Regions from separate parts of the Homo sapiens genome. Here region 2 is linked to region 1. A link is a contact called in ENCODE Hi-C or POLR2A ChIA-PET data. All regions are on one chromosome and are shown on one strand. The core of a region is the stretch at or near the end of the contact, and the rest is flanking DNA. Distances in the headings are between cores, read along the strand shown.

Region 1 (6,235 bases), core at 2,696-5,195:
TTGGCCAATGGTATCCCTTCAGAACATCTGCCTTTACATAGACATTTCCTGGCATCTGCCTTACCTGTTGAATGAGACTAGGTTTATTCTGGCCAAGCAAGTCATGTGGAATCAAACAATAGTAACGTGAGGATGAAAAGCTTCCCTGTTATTTATGTATTTATTATTTCAGAGACAGGGTCTCACTGTGTCATTCAGGCTGGAGTGCAGTGGCTGCAGTCATAGCTCACTGTAGTCTCAAACTCCTGGGCTCAAGTGATTCTCCTGCCTCGACCTCCCAAAGTGCTGGGATTATAGGTGTGAGCCACCATGCCTGGCCGCTGTTCTTTAAATGGTTCTATTCCATAGCTATAAAAAAACAAATTAAATAAGCAAATTCCTTTGCTCCTTGAACTTCTCCTTTAGAGAAGCAAAAAGAGGTTTCAAAATATCTGTAAAATGAGGTGAAAGGCCATACCTTTCTGTCATCTGAATAATGATATTCCTACTGAGAAAAGGGCAAATAGTAAATAATTTCTTTTCATACTAAAGATATATAAAACATGGCTTTAAAATTTATCTCTGCAATACTGACCCAAAATTATTTTGGTGCTAGGGAAAATATTTTCCCTAGAACTAAAATAATAACAAAAGGCAGGGGAATAGGCCGGATACAGTGGCTCAGCACTTTGGGAGGCCAAGATGGGTGGATCACCTGAGGTCAGGAGCTTGAGATCAGCCTGGCCAACATGGCAAAACCCCGTCTCTCCTAAGAAATACAGAAAAAAAAATATTTGCCGGGCATGGTGGCGAATGCCTGTAATCCCAGCTACTCGGGAAGCTGAGACATAAGAATTGCTTGAACCCAGGATGCAGAGGTTTCAGTGAGCTGAAATCATGCCATTGCGCTGCAGCCTGGGCAGCAGAGTGAGACTCTGTCTCAAAAAAAAAAAAAAGGAGGAGAATAAAAAAGATAAAAAAGGAAGAAACACTTCTACATGAAGACTGATCTCCTACCTGTTTTTAATTCAAGAAGCACTCTCTGAGGAGAGGGGATGGGGAAAGAAGGATAAACCATTAAGGTCCATCGTCCTATTCCATTAGGAGAAAACTCTGAGAGATAATGAGACAGAAAGGCTCGACAGGTTTCCCCAAGGACAAAGCCAACTAGTTGCTTCAAGCAGCAGCTCCAGAAGAGCAACTATAAATTTCTTAGATCTCACACCCATTAAAATTCTAGGAAAAGGAGGCTAATTTTGCAAGTAGTCAGCTCGAACTTCCTGTTATGTGTGCCTCTTATAAAATGACGCGAAGAGGATTATATGACAGGAACAGTTGAATAGCTACAGCAAAGTTTCCAGGTTCTCGTAAAGACTATGTAAACAGATTCATCTTGAGAAGTCTACAGTTTTTTTGTTTTGTTTTGTTTTGTTTTAAATAATTAATTAGATTTAAGCACAAAAGGAACTATTTAAATAATTACCAAAGGTACTACCAATGCTGTTATATAAGTGATATCTCTGCTGCATACCCACTGGTACTGCTATGCCCTGTCGAATATGTATAAAAGAGGCATATTATCAAGAGAGGACTAGCTTTTGTAGATTGAAGACCCAGTGAAAATGGGAAGTAAATCTCTGGCCAGAGTAGTCAAAGTAATTAGGAAAGGAGAAGAAACAAGATGTTTTGACCACCAGTGAGGGTGATTAGGTGCAATGGTAGATCATTTCCAAAGATGGTTGCCAATAATTGCCACAGTCCCTGAATGTGCAAGCCACTCCTTTCATCAAGATTCATCAATCTATCTCTCTCCCCCTTGAATCTGGGCTATGCTGTATCTTGCTTTGACCAAGAGAACATAATGGAAGTGATGGGACATCACTTCACCTAGACTTCTAAGCCAAGGCCTTAAAAGAACTTGTAGCTTCCACTTTCGCTTTCTTGGAAGCCATTTATTATAGGCTAGACTATAACATGGTGAGAAACCACATGGAGACAGTGGTCTATGCCTGTAATTCCAGTGCTTTGGGAGGTCAAGGCAGGAGAATCGCTTGAGGCCAGGAGTTCCAGGCCAGCAAAACCCAATCTCTATAGAAAATAAAACATTAGCTGGACATGGTGGTGTGTGCTTGTAGTCCCAGCTACTTGAGAGACTGAGGCAGGAGGATCACTTGAGCCCAGGAGTTCAAGGCTGCAGTGAGCTATGACTGCACCACTGCACCCCAGCCTGGGCCACAGAGCAGACCCCTCTCTCTGAAAAAAAAAAAAAAATTTAAAAAGAAAAGAAACAGAGGCCGAGCCAGTCCCATCACCCAGCTGAGGTACCAGATGTGTGAACGACCAACCTCAACTTGAATGTTGCTGCCTCAGCAGAAACTAAATGCAGCTACAGGAGTGACCATAGCACGCACTCACTGGAGCAGAAGAACATCTCAACTGAGCCCAGCGAATTATGAGAAATAACAGTCTTTAATAATAGATGGAGAATTGAAATAGGTTCTCTGTCCCCAGTGACAATGAAGAGCTAGTTTGACAACATATGTGCCTTGATTGGTGAGTAGACCAGATGTGTGGACAAACTTCTGGGTAAGTCAGTGGCTTCCTGAAAGATGTGCAGTTTATTAGTCCATTTTCATGCTGCTGATAAAGACATATGCAAGACCGGATAATTTATAAAGAAAAAGAGGTTTAATTGACTCACAGTTCCACCTGGTCGGGGAGGCCTCACAATCATGGCGGAACGCGAAAGGCATCTCTTACATGGTGGCAGACGAGAGAAAAACGAGAACCAAGTGAAAGAGGTTTCCCTTATAAAACCATCAGATCTTGGGAGCCTTATTCACTACCACAAGAACAGTATGGGGGAAACCATCCCTGTAATTCACCTCCCACCAGGTCCCTCCCACAACACATGGGAATTATTGGAGCTACAATTCAAGATGAGATTTTGGTGGGGACACAGCCAAACTATATCAGGCAGTAAAGCGGTATCCATCCAAGCCACCAGAACGCCATTGCCAGTTCTGACACGATGAAGAAAGAGCAGACAAACTGGGATTGAGTTGAAGGGTTTTCTGAACACTTCCAAACTTAGACCGTATGGCAGAATCCCAGAAAGCTGAACGATACAACACAGAAACAATAGCTCATTCCTGTTTGCAGGGTTTGGGGGAAGGGACTAAAATGGCAGTCTTTTGAAAGGTGCAAGGAATACAGATAGGTGACGGGGGAAATTGATACAGAGACATGAAGGCAAGCAAAGCTAATAAGCCAGTCATCAGAGGGGCGCTGGGGAATCTCTGGGAAATCTCTGGAAATACACGGCAGAATGACGCAAGCCACTCGAAAAGGAAGCCAGAATGAATGACTATGTTCATGCATATGCAAACATGTATACATATGCATGGACGCCGATGGTTTTCTGGGAATGCTGCAAAAGGAGTAGAATGTGCCCCTTGGTATATTCCAGGAAACTGATTTCCCAGGGAAGGCAAAGTAAGAAGTACATGGAATAGGCTGGGTGTGGTGGCTCACACCTGTAATCCCAGCACTTTGGGAGGCCAAGGGGGTGGATCACAAGGTCAGGAGTTCAAGACCAGCCTGGCCAAGCTGGTGAAACCCCATCTCTACTAAAAATACAAAAAATTAGCCCGGCATGGTGGCAGGCACCTGTAATCCCAGCTACTCGGGAGGCTAAGGCAGAGAATTGCTTGAACCCAGGAGGCAGAGGTTGCAGTGAGCTGAGATCGTGCCACTGCACTCCAGCCTGGGCAACAGAGCAAGACTACACCTCAAAGAAAAAAAAAGTGCATGGATTAAAGTTTACAGGTGAGGTCCACGGACATTTTTGGTGAAACCGAACTCACAAGCTGTGATCATTGCCAACTAAGCAGTCAGACATGAAGCAATCTTATCTCAAAACTGCAGAACATTTCCTGACAGAAAAGATACACACAAGTCTAATGGATGGGAAGCTTTGCAGTGAGAAAGCCACATCTTCTCACTTCTGCATGGCACACCACTCTATGGGCTAGTCAAGTGACAAGCTGATTAATGCATCAGAGTTCCCCAGAAACTGCTAAGACACTGAAAACTGTTTCATGAGAACACAAATTTTATTCAGTAATGAGACTAAATATAATAACTGAGAAGAATGTTATTGCAAAATATCAGGCAAATGAATTATTGTTTTCATGACAAAGGTCTTCAAAGCGACAAGAGAGAGATTGTATATTAAGCAACTTTAGTAAAATATTCTGTATGTAATGAAATAAAAAAATTTAAATTGGGATTTGCACATCCTTGTTTTTGTGTCTAGATCAGGTTCTTGAAAAACCAACTTAATTGTGTATATAATTGATATTTATTAAAGTATAGATTTTAAAATATTACCCTATTAAATTGTTCACAGTGTTGAGGCATTTCCACTGCTTTGTTGTCAAAAACACACGTCTAACTTCTAATAATTCCTTAAAAGTTTCCTTAATTTTATTTTCCCTTCTATATTTCCACACTAGTGAACAAATTCATTTGGTAGAAATGGTATTTTAGAGATGATATTCAAGTACGTATTATACTTGGATGAAAATAAACAAAGTAATGATGACTTGTTTTTGAGTCTTTCAATTTTTTCATTCTTACTGTGGCTAGAGTACGACTATTCTAATAAAAACATCCTGTTTTAAAGAATCAAAACATAGCAAATGTATCACATTATATCGAGATTTGAATTTAAGATAATGAAAATTATTGCAAATAAAATAACAGCTTGTATTTGGCAATCTGTAGCCAGAGACTATGATATGACAAATAAAAATATTTTTAATCAGAGAAAAAAATATTGGAAAAGAATTTCCTTCTGTTAGCACAATTAATTTATAAAATGCTGGTAAATATCTACCCTTTACAGTGTGACGCTATCTATAAAGCTTTGCAGTTATTTAATTCATAAAGCAACTCTCCTTTTACAGGTAGCAAAAAAGAGATACTAAAAAACTGGCCTGTGGTCTCACAACCCACAAGGAACTTGGGACTCTAAAGTTGAACCTCTCACAGCACTAACCGCAAACAAGAGTTTTGGTGGCCTTTGTGATACCAGAGAACAGCTTCTCTTTTCTGTTCTAGTGCTTCAAGTTGACAGTGTTGCTAATGATTTAGGATCAAGATCATTAATTCTACACATTTTACTACATTAAAAAAATTTTTTTTGAGACAGGGTCTCACTGTGTCATCCAGGCTGGAGTGCAGTGTCACAAATACAGCTCACTGCAGCCTTGATTTCCTGGGCCCAATCAATCCTCCTGCTTCAGCCTCCTGTGTAGCTGGGACCACAGGCACGTGCCAACATGCCCATCTGATTTTTTTTTTGTAGAGATGGGGTCTTGCTATGTTGTCCAGGCTGGTCTCGACCTCCCAGGCTCAAGCGATCCTCCTGCCTCAGACTCCCAAAGTGCCAGGATTGCAGGTATGAGCCACTATGCCCAGCCCATTTTTGAAATAACATATGGAAAGCAGAGTTATGTTAGCAAAAATTCTTAAATTTGTAATGCCAACATTTCAGCAATTCTTTAGCTGGGGAAAAAAAGAAGTACTAATAGTGCAAATTCTTGGTTAAATAATTTTAACTAGCAATAAATTATCATTGTATAATATTTGAAAAAAGAAGGGAATGTTAAAAGACAATAATCCTGCCCAGAGACATCGTACAAAATTTTAGCAGCTGGATAGAAGTATTGCTGTTTTGCAGTGAGCCTAAGGGATTATTTGGTCCAGTTCCCATCTTCGGTAGCGAAGGCATTTTTTATCCAGTAAGGTTAAGTGACTTATCCAGATTGCGTGGCCACTAAATGGTGGAGAGAAGACAAGAACCTCAGTCTCTTGCTTCTCCACGTACTTTACCTTTCTGTGCTTGACAACATCCTTTTAACTTCTGTACAGAGAGGGGACCCAGCCTGCTGGAGGAAAGGCCCAAGAGAAGTCGCTGATCCCAGCTAAGGGAAGTAGACATGTAAGCCCCAAAGAGAATGCTTGCAATTTACAGACTAGCCAGAAATTTACAGCTTTTATCAAACGCATTCAAATACGTTTGAAAAACAAGAACGTCCACAGTCCGGATGGGTGATCATGAGTTATATCAGCCCATCTGCGTGATCATCACACTTCTGATATGACTCATTGTCACTTCAGAAAGTATTTGTTATGGTTTGAATTTCTGCATCTGTTTCTGGAAGTTGTAGGGGGAAAAGTTGAATTAACT
Region 2 (6,235 bases), core at 1,628-4,127, 250 kb after region 1:
GTAAATGTTGGACTTAATTCTCCTGGACACTAAATTACATAAACTTATCGGAGTGAGCTTACACAACTCATAATCAGAAGATGGTAATGTAGAATTTTAATTTTGCGTAAAACTGAAAGTAATGTCTATTTTTAATTATTTACATTGCATTTTGCAGGCTTACGTCATACTTTGACCATTAACTACGACTTTTAAAACAACTGGTTCCTTTAGACTTTTTATTTACTTATTTTTTATTTTGAGACTGGGTGTGGCTCTGTTGCCCAGGTTGGAGTGCAGTGGCGTGATCATTGCTCACAGCAGCCTCAACCTCCCCAGGGGGCTCAGGTGATCCTCCTACCTCGACCTCCTGAGTAGCTGGGACTACAGGTGCACACCACCACACCCGGCTACTTTTTTTGTGTTTTTTATAAAGATGAGGTTTTGCCACATTGCTCAGGCTGGTTCCAAACTCCTGGGCTCAAACAATCCACCCGTCTTGGCCTCCCAAAGTGCTGAGATTACAGGCGTGAGCTGCCAAAGCTGGCCTACTTAGACTTTAAAAATAAATAATTTACTGTGTTGGTAAATTCTGTTACCCTTGTAGGGGAGGAAAGTACTTCAATAACAATACAGAGATATTTTAAATAAATCAGGATTTAATGTTAATTTAACTAGCAGTTTAGCTAATGGGTATACTGATCCACATAAGGGTATTGAGAACAAATAGTCTCTGATATTAATGTATTTTTCCTTTTAGATCTTCAGATCTGATTCTTACTCATCTTGGACTTCTCTCTTTTCTTTAATAAGTTAATATAAGCTAATTTTTCTTTCATACTGATGTTTTATTTATTTATTTATTTATTTATTTATTTGAGACAGAGTTTCACTCTTATTGTCCAGGCTGGAGTGCAGTGGCACGATCTCAGCTCACTGCAACTTCCGCCTCCTGGGTTCAAGCAATTATCCTGCCTCAGCCTCCTGAGTTGCTGGGATTACAGGGTCCTGCCACCACTCCCGGCTAATGTTTTTTTTTTTTTTTGTATTTTTAATAGAGACAGGGTTTCTTCATGTTGGCCATGCTGGTCTTGAATTCCTGACCTCAGGTGATCTGCCTGCCTCGGCCTCCCAAAGTGCTGGGATTATAGGCATAAGCCACTGCTCCCGGCCGATGTTTTATTTTGAAAGCGAATGACATAGAACACATGTGAAAAGTGAGGCACTGGGAATTTGCACATCCACGCAAGGGCAGAAATGTAAAAATAATAGACTCTGCAATAGAGCTAGAAATACCATTGCTGAGGTTGGGAGGATGCTGATGGAGAGCTGACATGTGAAGTTCATGGTGCTGTCTTTAGGTACCGATCCCAGATGTGGCTACTTCTGCGAACCTTGCCAGGAGACTTTCATTTTCCCGAAAGCAGGGGTCTTAAGGGGTTTCTGGAAATAAAGCATTATGTTGTTGGCACTGCTTTTATCAGTAGGGTTTAGGGGCTTTCCAAACCTTGACCAGAGCCCCAGGGTCACCTAAGGGGTAGCTTGGAGCTGGGCTTGACCCTCCACCTCTCACACCCTGTAGGGGTGGCTTTGACTGTCCAAGATTCCTGGCTGGGTTGGAATTTTGAGGGAATGGTGGAAGGTTCAAATGACAACAGGAATAAACCAATGGGAAACTGGCCCACCACAGCCCAGGAAGAAGCTCTTGGGTTTTTTTGTATTTTGGTTTTTTGTTTTCACATTGACTCAAATCCCTAAGACTCTAGATTCTGAATGTCATTTAGGCAGCAAACCTTCCCATATAACTTACTGTTATTATTATTAGGCTATAATTGATTCTTTATAGATCACTGATTATGTGCCATGTAAGTACTGATATGAGGTGGTACAGAAACACGTACTTCATAGGCCAGGCACAGTGGCTTACACCTTTAATCCCAACACTTTGGGAGGCCAAGGTGGGAGGATTGATTGAAGCCCAGAGTTAGAGATCAGCCTGGGCAACATAGTGAGACCTCGTCTCTACAAAACATTACAAAATCAGCAGGATGTGGTGGTGCACGCCTGTAGTCCCAGCTATTCAAGAGGTTGGCTTGAGCCCAGGAGTTTGAGCCTGCAGTGATCTATGATTGTGCCACTGCACTCTAGCCTGGGTGACAGATGGAGACCCCCAACTCTGAAAAACAAAAAGACAGAGAAATATCTACTTCACCTCATAAAGTATTTTTTTTCTTTTTGAGATGGAGTCTAGCTCTGTTGCCCAGGCTGGAGTGCAGAGGAGCGATCTAGGCTCCCTGTACCTCTGCCTCCCAGGTTCACACGATTCTCTTGCCTCAGCCTCCTGAGTAGTGGGGATTACAGTTGTGCACGACCACACCCGACTAATTTTTGTATTTTTAGTAGAGATGGATTTTCCCCATGTTGGCCAGGCTGGTCTCGAACTCCTGACCTCAAGTGATCTGCCCGCCTCAGCCTCCCAAAGTGCTGGGATTACGGGCATGAACCACTGTGCCCAGCCTAAAGTAGAATTTTTATGAGTTTATCGTTATTATTGCCTAGAGAAAATTGCCGATTAGAGAGTTTCAGCAGCTCTCCCAAAGTCAGTGAACTAGACAGAGTGGAAGAGGCAGACTTTGGACCTAGGTCTACCTGACTCCATAATGGGTACTTCTAGCCACTGTCCCAAACTGCCTCTTTGAAGGACAAGGTCCCATTCTCCTGGGGCAATTGAGAGTTAAGGAACAGAGTAGGCTTTTGTTTCTGCCCCTTAGTGCATGTGGTATACCAGTCATCTCTGGTGTCTGTTCAGATTTCATGTTGTGCATCTGGCTCAGGTACCTCCCCTGTGCTAAAGTGTTTCGGGTTGTCATGACTACATCTCTCAGTGATTTCTTTTGGGAAATACACTTCCAGTCTTTAGTTTCTGTTTTGCCGGTGTTGCTGGCCACACGTGTTTTAAATAGTGTTTAGACAGTGGACAGGTTATCTGTAATTTCAGTGAAACTGAAACTGTTTCCTTCTGGCCACATTCGTGAGCATTATCATATAGTTATCTTTTACTGGCATAGAAGAGAAGCAGCCACTGAGCACTGTTCTAGGAGCTTTACACCTTCTGTACTGTTAAGTTTAAACTTTACAACAACTCAGCGAAGTGTACATGCTAAAGTTCTCATTTTATAGACAAAGAAACTGAAACTTGAAGTAATTAACTTTGTCAACTGATAAAGCTAGCAAGTGGAGCCAGGCATGGTAGCTCCTGCCTGTAATCCCAAGACTTTGAGAGGCTTAGGTGTGAGGATCGCTTGAGCACAGGAGTTCAAGACCAGCCTAGGCAACGTAGTGAGACCCTGTCTCTACAAAAAAATTAAAAAATTAGCCAGGCATGGTGGTACGTGACTGTAGTCTCAGCTGCTCTGGGAGCTAAAGGGGGACGATCACTTGAGCCCTGGAGATCAAGGCTGCAGTGTGTTGAGATCATGCCACTGCACTCTAGCCTGGGTCACACAGCAAAACCCTGTCTCAAAAAAAAAAAAAAAAGCTATGTAATGGGGGAGCTAGGATTTGTGAGCCTAGGTCTGTCTGATTCCATACAATTTCCTGTATCTCATACAATTTTCTTTTCCTTTATTTTTTCTGACTTTGAATGCCAGGTGTGTTTCAAGAAAAATGCAATGCTTTTTTTGTTTATTTGTTTTGTTTTGTGTTTTTTGAGATGAAGTCTTACTCTGTTGCCCAGGCTAGAATGCAGTGGCATGATATCCGCTCACTGCAACCTCCACCTCTGGGGTTTAAGCTATTGTCTCATCTCAGCCTCCTGAGTAGCTGGGATTACAGGTGTGCGCCACCACGCCTGGCTAATTTTTTTATTTTTAGTAGAGGCACAGTTTCACCATATTGGCCAGGCTAGTCTCCAACTCCTGACCTCAAGTGATCCGCCCACTTTGGTCTCCCAAAGTGCTGGGATTACAGGCGTAAGCCACCAGGTGCAGCCAGAAAAATGCAGTGCTTTTAATGTCATTAACATAATTTCACCCAGAGTGCATTTGGCTCTTATAATATATGGGGTAATATATAGGGTGTCATGTCTTGATTGCTACATGAAGATGATGCAAAAATAATTGCTACTAGACAAAGTAAGGATTGAGCATATGAATTATTTTTGAGGAATAGTCAAATAGTTGTTTATGTGAAATTTCATAGACCCTGAACATTCATGATTTGATGTTGATGAGGCTTATCTGAGAGCTTCCCTGAAGGTCCAGGCTGGTGTCATGAGCCCTGTGAGGCTGGTCTTCAGGAGAGAGTGAGTCATCAGTCAGTAAATGGTGTGCCCCAGGAATATATGTAAAGGAAAACTGGCCTGGATTCAAATCCTAGCCTTGACATTGACCATGAAACCTTATGTGAGTTATTTGAATTCTTTGAGCCTTAATTTTTTCGTGAGCAAAACAGAGACAACTTAGTTTCTTTCTTGGAGTGCTGTTTTAAGAAATTTCATAAGATCATGCGTGTAAAGTTCCTAGCATAGCAACTGGTCTGTAGTAATCATTCATTGAATATAAGTGTTATGACCTCAAACTGAATTTACTATTTTCATTAAAAATGTGATCGTGTTAAATCTTCAGAATGACTCTGAAAAGTGGTAGAAGTGGCAATAAAACTGAAGGAAAATATATCCTGTGAGTAATATTCCTCGATTTTGGAGAATTTTGTAGGTTTCTTTTATTCTTTGAGAAGAATGAACACCAGAATGGTGAGATCATTAGTATCTCAGAAATGTTTTACATTAACAGAGGTATTATGTGTTATTTTATGTCATATTTATGTTTTATTATGTTATGGTTTTCATTTCATGTTCTCACTAGGCCTCCATGCCAGTGTTGTAAAGTTGACCAAGCAGACATAATTCCCATTTTATGAGGGAGGAAACAATTTCAGAGAGCTTAAAATGTACTGGAGGCTGAACTTTAATCCAGTACTTTCCCCTTCTCTCATTAACACTTCCTGATTTTTCTGGAATTATGGCTCCATTCTAGGGATGCCTGCCAGAATTCATAATAAACAAGTGAGATGGTTGGGGGAATGAAGAAAGCTATTTATATACACACCAAACTGTGTATTCCAGGAAATAAGAGAGTTATTTTCCTGGAATATCAGTAGATGTGTGATAACATTGAGCTACAAGGCTAGCCTGAAACTGGAGCAGATCTTCATTGAGAAGGTACATTGGCAGTAGGATAATCCTAGAATATTTGTGGAGGTTCCCAGACTGTCTTGGGACCTAGAGCTATATTTTGGGTGTTCTTTTGAGTCCTTTGGAGTACAATTAATTCAGACTATGAACACGTCAGGAATCCTGGGCAGGGCAAGTTTAAAAGACCATTTTGGGCAACATTTTACCTGGCTTAAGGTTTTAACATATTCCATGAGATTTTGCTCTTGATCTGCTTTAGGTAACGGTGGTGGTGATCATAGTAGTAGTAGCTGTTGTAGTTGCAGTAAAGTAAGAGCAAATATTTATTGAGCAAGTACTATGTACCAGGCATAATTTTAAACACATTGTCTGTATTATTTTAGTTGATTTGCGAATCTTGATATGCAAGAACAATGATAGTCTCCCCTTTAGAAATGAGGAGATTGAGGCACAGGAGTTAGAAGATCACAGAGCCAATGAGTAGTTGAGTCAAGACTGCCCCAAGGGGACCATCCTGGCTAACACGGTGAAACCCCGTCTCTACTAAAAATACAGAAAAATGAGCCGGGCGTGGTGGTGGACGCCTGTATAGTCCCAGCTACTCGGGAGGCTGAGGCAGGAGAATGGCGTGAACCCGGGAGGCGGAGCTTGCAGTGAGCCGAGATAGCGCCGCTGCAGTCCGGCCTGGACGAAAGAGCGAGACTCCGTCTCAAAAAAAAAAAAAAAAAAAAAAAAAAAAAGATTGCCCCGAGGGAGCCTTGAGCACCTCACTGCTCCGCGCTGGCCCTGACAACTGAAACACACAGCACTAGTGACATCTGTGCACTGCTGGACACACGGGCTAACCTGAAGGAAATGGAACTCACCTTTCAGCACCTCTGAGAGATCATTAATTGGTAAGACCCCATTAACTAAACACTGCTGCTTACCAGTTACTTCTCAGAACACTCCAGTTTCTCTTAGTGAATCTGTTATCTACCATGTTTAACATTTTCTCATAGATTTATTGACTATTTGTATTTTCTAAAAATCATATATTTTTGTCCTTGATCTCTTTTTCTG

The links. A loop is a pair of places that touch in the nucleus more often than their neighbours do. ChIA-PET counts read pairs that join two places held with the same protein, here RNA polymerase II (POLR2A). Pooled maps may share reads with other maps.
Region 2: a pooled map shows a loop between it and region 1 (11-fold over the local background). The contact joins two enhancer-like sites. A Hi-C loop is called at or near these places in 1 of 168 maps with a recorded cell type or tissue (endothelial cell of umbilical vein), 7 of 37 single-sample maps with no recorded cell type and 5 of 50 pooled maps. POLR2A ChIA-PET finds 5 or more read pairs at or near these places in 2 of 52 experiments (AG04450 and activated CD4-positive, alpha-beta T cell).

Annotation. Positions count from the first base shown.
Region 1 is chr10:17,505,391-17,511,625 of GRCh38, forward strand. No RefSeq gene overlaps it. Among named protein-coding and RNA genes, the nearest start is that of ST8SIA6, 54 kb to the left of the region's middle. Within about 2 kb of position 3,946, at least 3 of the 41 ENCODE cell types and tissues checked have a DNase peak (open chromatin) inside an H3K27ac peak, as active enhancers do.
Region 2 is chr10:17,754,099-17,760,333 of GRCh38, forward strand. The region is part of intron 1 of TMEM236 (transmembrane protein 236); the gene reads left to right. Among named protein-coding and RNA genes, the nearest start is that of TMEM236, 5.0 kb to the left of the region's middle. Within about 2 kb of position 2,878, at least 3 of the 41 ENCODE cell types and tissues checked have a DNase peak (open chromatin) inside an H3K27ac peak, as active enhancers do.